Linked DNA regions of Homo sapiens: region 2 is linked to region 1. Evidence: read pairs that join two places in POLR2A ChIA-PET (ENCODE). Cell type or tissue: GM12878. All regions are shown on one strand.

What was found. Peaks named below come from ENCODE experiments on the same cell type or tissue, not always from the same donor. Only the 100,000 strongest peaks of a DNase experiment are listed, where the experiment ranks them.
Region 2: POLR2A ChIA-PET joins it to region 1 with 7 read pairs; 4 of 35 experiments call an interaction of 5 or more read pairs at or near these places.

The regions. Positions count from the first base shown.
Region 1 is chr5:6,738,517-6,742,516 of GRCh38, reverse strand. It overlaps TENT4A (terminal nucleotidyltransferase 4A), which reads right to left. Exons shown (of 13, transcript NM_006999.6): 3 at 3,788-3,834; 4 at 2,665-2,785; 5 at 1-27. Among named protein-coding and RNA genes, the nearest start is that of TENT4A, 27 kb to the right of the region's middle. In GM12878, no CTCF peak of the experiment used is centred here; no DNase peak of the experiment used is centred here; H3K4me3 peaks cover 81 bases; H3K27ac peaks cover 436 bases.
Region 2 is chr5:6,650,348-6,654,347 of GRCh38, reverse strand. SRD5A1 (steroid 5 alpha-reductase 1) reads right to left here. Exons shown (of 5, transcript NM_001047.4): 2 at 2,340-2,506. Among named protein-coding and RNA genes, the nearest start is that of SRD5A1, 19 kb to the right of the region's middle. In GM12878, no CTCF peak of the experiment used is centred here; a DNase peak (open chromatin) is centred at 2,137.

The DNA.
Region 1 (4,000 bases):
CTGATCTGTGAGCTTTATTATTGGTACCTGTAAAGATTTCATTTTAAAAACTGCTTTAACATGCAGGACTCTCCACAGCCAGGCATCAAAATGCTGCCAAAGCTGTACAGAGGTTTGGTGTTTTTTCTTAGTAATGAAAGGGGGTCAGAGAACACTGTCAGCATCAGTAGTCCCTGAACCCAGGACGACTCCCAGGCCCCAGCCCCTCACAGCAGGACCCACATTCTGCCCAGCCCCTGTAGCCCTGGATCAGCACCAGAGGTGACCAAGCATCAAAGAGACGTGAGGGGAGGGAGCCAACAGGGAACAGGAGTTAGTCTCTGCCACGCCCACCCTATGTGCTGGGATGGAGAGAGGTGCTTGGCCCCAGACTTTTATTTGGCAGAATTTTTGAAATCATTTAATGTAACTTCGAAGCCATTTTTTAAATTGTATGTTATACTGATATTGTTTCTCTACTTTGGGTTTTCACTCTTTAAGACAACTTTACTAAAAAAATTTTTCCCCTAAAAAATTCAGCAAATAAAAGGCTATTTTAGAAATATTCTCACCAACAAGAACTGTCACCGAATGGCATTCAAAATCTGCCTGAGCAACTGTCCAGACCACACTCATGCCCCACCCTCCACCCCACCAGTAAAACTGAATTCTTCCAGAAGAAAAGGCAATGTTTTGTTTCCTTCAGCCTTGAAGGATTAAAAAAAGGAATTCCTTTAACCAAAACAATCAGTGTCTAACGAAAAGTTCAAATGCCAGTGATAGGCAACGTAGGGACAGTGCATTCAGTACACACCTATTCTGGGCTTTAATGTCTACACTTGAGGGCAACCAACCAAGGACTCAGCGTGTGAGGACATGCCAGTGGGGCCAGAGTCACCTGGACACCACTGCGACCACCAGGCAGGGTAAGCCCTGAGGCCAGTATGTTCTTAAGAAGGCAGAGAAAGAAATACTTTCCCAAAGAACTCATCAGAAACTGCTTTGGAAGAAGCCAACACTCAATGGCTATGCCTCCCTGACACCCACAGTTTAGGAAGCAGCTTCCTTTCCATCTCATAGACTCCTTCCCACAATCACTCCTGGCACTCTCCTGCCCTACTCTTGCACACACTCACTCACGGCAGGAACCCCAAATCCTGGAGGTGAGGAGTTAACACTGTAACACAGTTTTGGGTTGTTGTTCCAAATAGACAAGATTTCACCTTAAACTCAGCCCTCGCCCTGGGTCTCTTGTGCCCATGACTGGCCGGCTGCACAGTGCTCCCCAGAAATGAGCAGTGGCAGGCTCCAGGCTCTCCCTACAGTCTACACTGGCCCTCAGGTAACAGAGGAAAAGATACTTAGTAGCCAATATGCGACAGTAACGAGGTCACTGGGACTAAGCAGTTACTGTAACTGCTCAACCTACTGTGTGGCCTCAGGACAGCCGCGCCTTAGTTCCTCTACTCCAAAGGTGGTCGCCTGGTCAGGATTCCCACCCACCTCCCCGCTGCCCCTTGGCACACACAGAGGAGCAGCAGACAACAGCGGCCTGGACTATGCCGCTGACCCACCTTGGGCTAATGACCTCACCTCTCCGCATCTCAGTTTCCTCACCTGTAAAATGTGAACAGCAACAGCATCTGCTGATGAGAGTGGCTGGGAGAGCTAAGTGCAATAAGGCCCGTAAGCATTTGAGAAAGTGGCCGGCCAGGGCTTGTCTCGTGCTAATGAGAAGAGCCAACAGCCCCTTCTGGAACCTGGGCCTGGAGGGAACCTCTGGTGCTGCCTGCTCGCTCTGGTCCACATGACAGTGACATGAGCATGTGCACTTCGTTAACTCTCACCAAGAGGTGCACCTGGTACATGTGCACTTTTCAGTGCATATATCATGTTTTAAAACTTGCCCCCAGCCTCAATCAAAAGCACCTGACAATGAGAAACATGTGAATGCCCCCTCCCCTATCACCACACAGGCAGGAGGAAGCTCCTGCCTTAACTTACATTCTGCTAAACACTATAAGGATGTGAATCACACACAAGTTGACACACAAATTTAAAAATGAAATGCTAGCCGGTCGCACAGGTGAGCTAAGAACTGTCATACAACAGGCAAGTACCTCATAGTCCCTGGGGGGCTTATAATCTTGAACTGACATAAACCTTAGCAAGTACACACCAGAAACAGTCTCATCTTCAAACTTCCCCCAAAGATAAAAGGCTTTTCATATATGTATATTTTTTGGAACCACGAAAGGAACAGCTAAGTTGTTCCTCTTTAACATAACATAGCAAATGGTAATCATAAAAACCATGGTTTAATCATTGAGCCACACTCTCCATAATGGGCAGCACCTGAATGTCAGTGTCCGGTTTCAGATGACTCTCCTTTCCTATTCATCCTAACACAAGTAGACACAATCATATATTTTCATTCCAAGAACAGTTTAATGGGCTCACAAGTCCCAAAAGTTCAGACTGTCACTAAACATGTTCTCAGTTGGTGATCACGACTATGAAACAAAAACATAAAACACATGTCTATACCAGAAGCAGATTAATCTTCAAAACTGTAGCCAATAACTGTGTAAAATACCACAAGCTCGTGACGCAGGCGTATCCTGTGACCACCTGGGATGTGACAAGGCTCCTGCCCGGTCAGAGGGGCCAAAGCCAGGCACTCACCGTAGCCTTGTCAAGGACTTTGATGGAACACGGCTCAGCCACGTTGTGCTTCCGCAGGGCTTGCTCCAGCAGCTGTAAAGGAGGACGCTCCCATTTCCCGAAGACCACCAGGTCTATGTCGCTGACAGAAGAAAACGCACGTCAGCCACTGCTCCCCTCGCCACAGCCTACACACTCGTGTGGGGAGGATAAGCACCAAGGCACATGTGCCTGTGTCTCCCACAAAGGCCAAGACACAATCCCACTAGCCTATGGCCCCTAAGGAGGTGAAGTGCAGTTCATGAACTACAGCAAGTCCTCGCTGAACTTAAGGGAAGACTTCCATATTTGTAGCATAAGATGGAAAGCAAGAAGGTTAAATCATTCTCCCAACAGCACTAGGTATGTGAGGGGATTCAAATGAAAATGCCTGCCCCCAAACCAGGCTGAGGCCCCGCTCTCCCAGCACCTACTCCGGCACTGCCTACGCTGGATCACTCCTGCGGACCCAGAGATTCCTGGATACCCAAACCTGTTCAATTACCCACTGGCCCTGCTAATGTCAACCCCCAAATCCTGAGATTATAGCCTCTTCGGCCTCCAAATGCTAACTAGCAGTGGGTTAATAGAAGGTAAGCTTTTAATGAGACAGTGCACAGGAAATTTATTTGGCTATCAAGAATCCTTAATGAGAAAATACTAGTTTGTATTTTAGAATGCAAACTTGTTTGACATTTTCCTATCAGGTAAAAATACTTAGAAAATACTATTTAAAGAGAATTTTGCTTGAATCTTCATCAAAACATAAGATCAATTTTTCAAACACATGTCCTAAAATATCAGCAGAATGTCTTCTATTGCGTTTACTTCCCACAGTCCTCCCACCTGTCTTCTTCATATTTCCAGCATGAAGCATTTTTGCACCCCAACAAATTAAGTGTGAGAGGAAAAATGCAAAGCAATGAATTCATCATAACACTAAATTAAATCTTTCTGCCAATTTCCCTCTGTAACCACAGTCTTTTCCTTTAGCTGGCATTTCTCGCCTTAGACTCAATTACAAAGAATCTATTTGTAGCCCTTAATATTGCATAGACACCATCCCAGCCCCCCACTAGCCCATGCCATGCAGTCTGGTACTCACCTAGTTGGAAGATAAAGACCTGTACTAAAGCTGCCAAATATCTGTACCTGAAAGAAAGAGTGGTTGCCTTAAAATGTATACCACAAACCAAGCAGTCACACTACCATTATTTCTTACTAAAAGAAAGCCCTCACTATACCCTTGGGTAAAAAATAAAACTACCTTGGAAACTGATGGAGGGGACCGTATAACAATCAACCAGAAAATTCCCTT
Region 2 (4,000 bases), 88 kb after region 1:
TGGTGGCTCACACCTGTAATCCCACCACTTTGGGAGGCTGAGGCGGGTGAATCACCTGAGGTCAGGAGTCCAAGACCAGTCTGGCCAACATGATGAAACCCTGTCTTTACTAAAAAAAATAAAAAAAATTAGTTGGGCATAGTGGCATGCACCTATAGTCCCAGCTACTCGGGAGGCTGAGGCAGGAGAATCTCTTGAACTCAGGAGGCAGAGGTTGCAGTGAGCCGAGATTGCACCTCTGCACTCCAGCCTGGGCGATAGAGAAACTCCATCTCAAAAAAAAAAATATATTATTATTATTTGCTTATTACTTCATGGTAACTACAGTAGGCATAATTACTTATTTATGTAATTTCACGTCTGTTTCCTCACAAAAACAATAAACTCTAGGCAATAAATATAACACACAAAAGGTAACCTAGATTGTCTTCCACTTGGCATATTTTTTCCTTTTCAAATCCTTCTGTTTAATTGTAGAGAAGTCAAGAGGTCTGTCTACAATTGATTGGTGTTTGGAATCTCTGACCAGCTTCACAGTCACCTCTACGTGATGCGAACCATCTGCGGAGCTACTTTAAACAGGAGGGTTCTTCTGTTGTTGTTCACCATAGAGGTGAGTCCCATGAGACTCTCTGGCAAACATTTAAAATCTGTATCTTTAGTTAAAAAGAAAAAAAGAAAGAAATTCCCCTTCCTCTTATTCCTTGTTACCACTTGCGGAAGCTCAGCTTGGTGAGGTGGTGGAAATCACCGCTCTGCCATTCACTGCGTCTAGATGTCTTGGGCCAGCTGTGTAACTCTTCTGACCTTTCACATCTTAGGGACATCCTTTCTGCCTCAGAGAACATGGGGAGGCATAAATCGTGTGATCTGCACAGGAACTCAAAAGCCTGTTCTTCCTCTTGACAGGTAGGGCAGAAGAAAATAAAGTAGTCAAAAAGCAGGTAAACCAAGAAGATATTTGGGGGTAGTGTACAACAGTTTAGTACCAAAGAATTTAGTCTAGCATTTCATGGAGGCACAGACTCTGGAGCTAGAAAAGGATCTTGAAACGCCTTCTCAGCCAACCCTCCTTTTGTAGAGGAGGGACAGGTGTCTCACTGTAACGATCCTCAGGTATGATGAAACCTTGGAATAAAATTCTAATTCACCAACAAAAAACATGGCTGAGAAATGTGAAAGGGATCTCTCAGCAACAAAGTACTATCCAAGTGTTAGTTTATTTCTATGATTATAAATTAATACACATGGAGAAAAAGCACAATGCAATGTAAGGTCACTTTATGTAGCTTAAGGTGAAGCACTGCAGGGTAGTTTGCAAATCTGACAGACTGACTTCAGACTTTTAGCATGCTACCATTGTAAGCAACACCTCAGTATGGTTTAATATCTAAATGCTAGGATAGACTAAACAAATATATAGAAGAACCTTTCTTATATATAAGATCCCTGAGTTTTTTTTTTTTTTTTTTTTGAGACAGAGTCTCACTCTGTCACCCAGGCTGGAACGCAGTGGCACAATCATGGCTTACTGCAGCCTTGATCTCCTGGCCTCAGGTGATCCTCCCACCTCAGTGCCTCTGAGTAAGCTGGGACCATGGTGCGTGTCACCATGCCCAGCTACGTTTTTGTATTTTTTGTAGAGCTGGAGTTTCGCCATGTTGCCCAGGCTGGTCTTGAACTCCTGGATTCAAGTCATCTGCCCACCTCAGCCTCCCAAAGTGCTAGGATTACAGTGTGAGCCACTGCACCCAGCCAGAGTGTTAATTTTTAATGCTCTTGCAAATATTTTTGATGGCTGTTTTATTTTCATTTTTGCTTAGAACTTAAAAAGTTATAATTAGAGGTTGAAAATGTACATTAATTCACATTAACTGATACAAATAAAAAAATTCAACAACTTCATAGACCTAAAAGTTGATTCAAGTTCATAGAATCACAGAAGCTGCACTGTAGGAAGCTAACCCAGTCTGGGTTTTCCTCATGTCATGGAAGGAACCGCAGGAGATTATGTGGTCAATGAGTGGCCAAAGGGTCTCAATCTTTAGTCCCTGCTCATTCTGCTACAGCCCACTGCTATTTTTGGGTTCTTGGCCTGACCAGGCACCTGTGCTTCAGTGCCTGCCCGTGCGGGGGAAGGTGCCCAGCACCTGCGTCACCTCTCTGCCCCCAGCTGTGCTGAGACAGCTGGGCTCTCCCATGGGACTCCGGGGTGCTGCTGCTTTCTCTGTTGTCTTTGTTCTCACAGGAAGCTTGGACTTTCTCATTAGAAACCACTGGGACATCAATATAAAAGCAATGATGTGAACAAGGCGGAGTTCACTGCTGTGGACACTCACCTATTAGAAAACGGGGATCTGTTACCCAGTCATCAGCATACACTGCACAATGGCTCAAGTATCTGCTTTGCAAATAGCCGTTACAGGTACAGAACATAATCGCCATTGTACACGCCAACAGTGGCATAGGCTTTCCTCCTCGCATCAGAAATGGGTAAATTAAGCACCTTAGGAAACAAGAAACAGGCACAATTTTTTAAAAAATTAAAGATAATCATTTCTGTAATCCTATCTTAAATGATTTGGGTTTTAAATCTTACTTTCTTGTACAAATGTCATCCTCAGTAACATTTATACTAATTTATTATATCTAAGCTAAAAGTGGATTTTGATTTTAATTTTATTTTTTGAGACAGGTTCTTGCTGTGTTGCCCAGGCTGCAGTACAGTGGCTTGATCATGGCTCACTGCGGCCTTGAGCTCCAGGGCTTAAGCGATCTTCCTGTCCCAGCCTCTCGAGTAGCTGGGACTACAAGCATGTGCCACCACACTTATTATTATTATTATTATTATTTTGTAGAGACCAAGTCTCAATCTGTTGCTCAGGCTGGTCTCAAACTTCGACCTCAAGTGATCTTCCTGCCTTGTTGTCCCAAAATGTTGGGATTATAGGCGTGAGCCACTGTATCCAGCCAAAAAGCAGATTTTTCAATAAAGCATTACCACGTTTCAATCATGTTTACCACAGTGTACAAACTCCAGATTCTACTTACATGCAATATAAAACAGAATACACTGAATTTGAGAAAACTAGGGGCTTCAAGAGGCTCTCAAGATTTCCACTATCCTAAAACCATTAACTAGTCCTAGTCTAAGTAATAAGATTTGGAACACATCATCACATCATCCATCACCATTGCAATGGCTTCCATTCACTGAGCACTTTCACCTGCTAGCCCCACCCCCAATTCCCCCAGCAACTCCTTGCCCCCAGCTCAGCTAACCAGGCAGAGGCACTCTTATCCACATTTGATAGAGGATAAAATTAAGACTCAGAGTGGTAAAGTAAGTTGCTCAAGGCCACAAGCTAGTGAGTGGCTGAGCTTAAATGTAAATCGGGGCAATTGAAAGATCATGTTCATTCTCAGTAAACTATCACAAGAACAAAAAACCAAACACCGCATATTCTCACTCATAGGTGGGAATTGAACAATGAGATCACATGGACACAGGAAGGGGAACATCACACTCTGGGGACTGTTGTGGGGTGGGGGGGAGGGGGGAGGGATAGCATTGGGAGATATACCTAATGCTAGATGACGAGTTAGTGGGTGCAGCACACCAGCATGGCACATGTATACATATGTAACTAACCTGCACAATGTGCACATGTACCCTAAAACTTAAAGTATAATTAAAAAAAAAAAAAGAAAGATCACGTTCTGTTGTACCACACTGGCTTAGGTGCATTTTACTAAAGGTTTAAGGAGTTAAAATAAAAGGACAAGAAATTAGAAAATTATAAAGAGAATGCAAAATGTTATTCTCTGTTTGAATTTTCTTTTTAATATAAGTGTATAACACATTGAAAGAGGGGACATCACTACATATCCTACAGACCTTAAGAGGATAATAAGGAACTCTTTTTTTTTTTTTTTCAAGACAGGGTCTTGCTCTGTCACTCAGGCTAGAGTGCAGTGGGGCAATCATGGCTCACTGCAG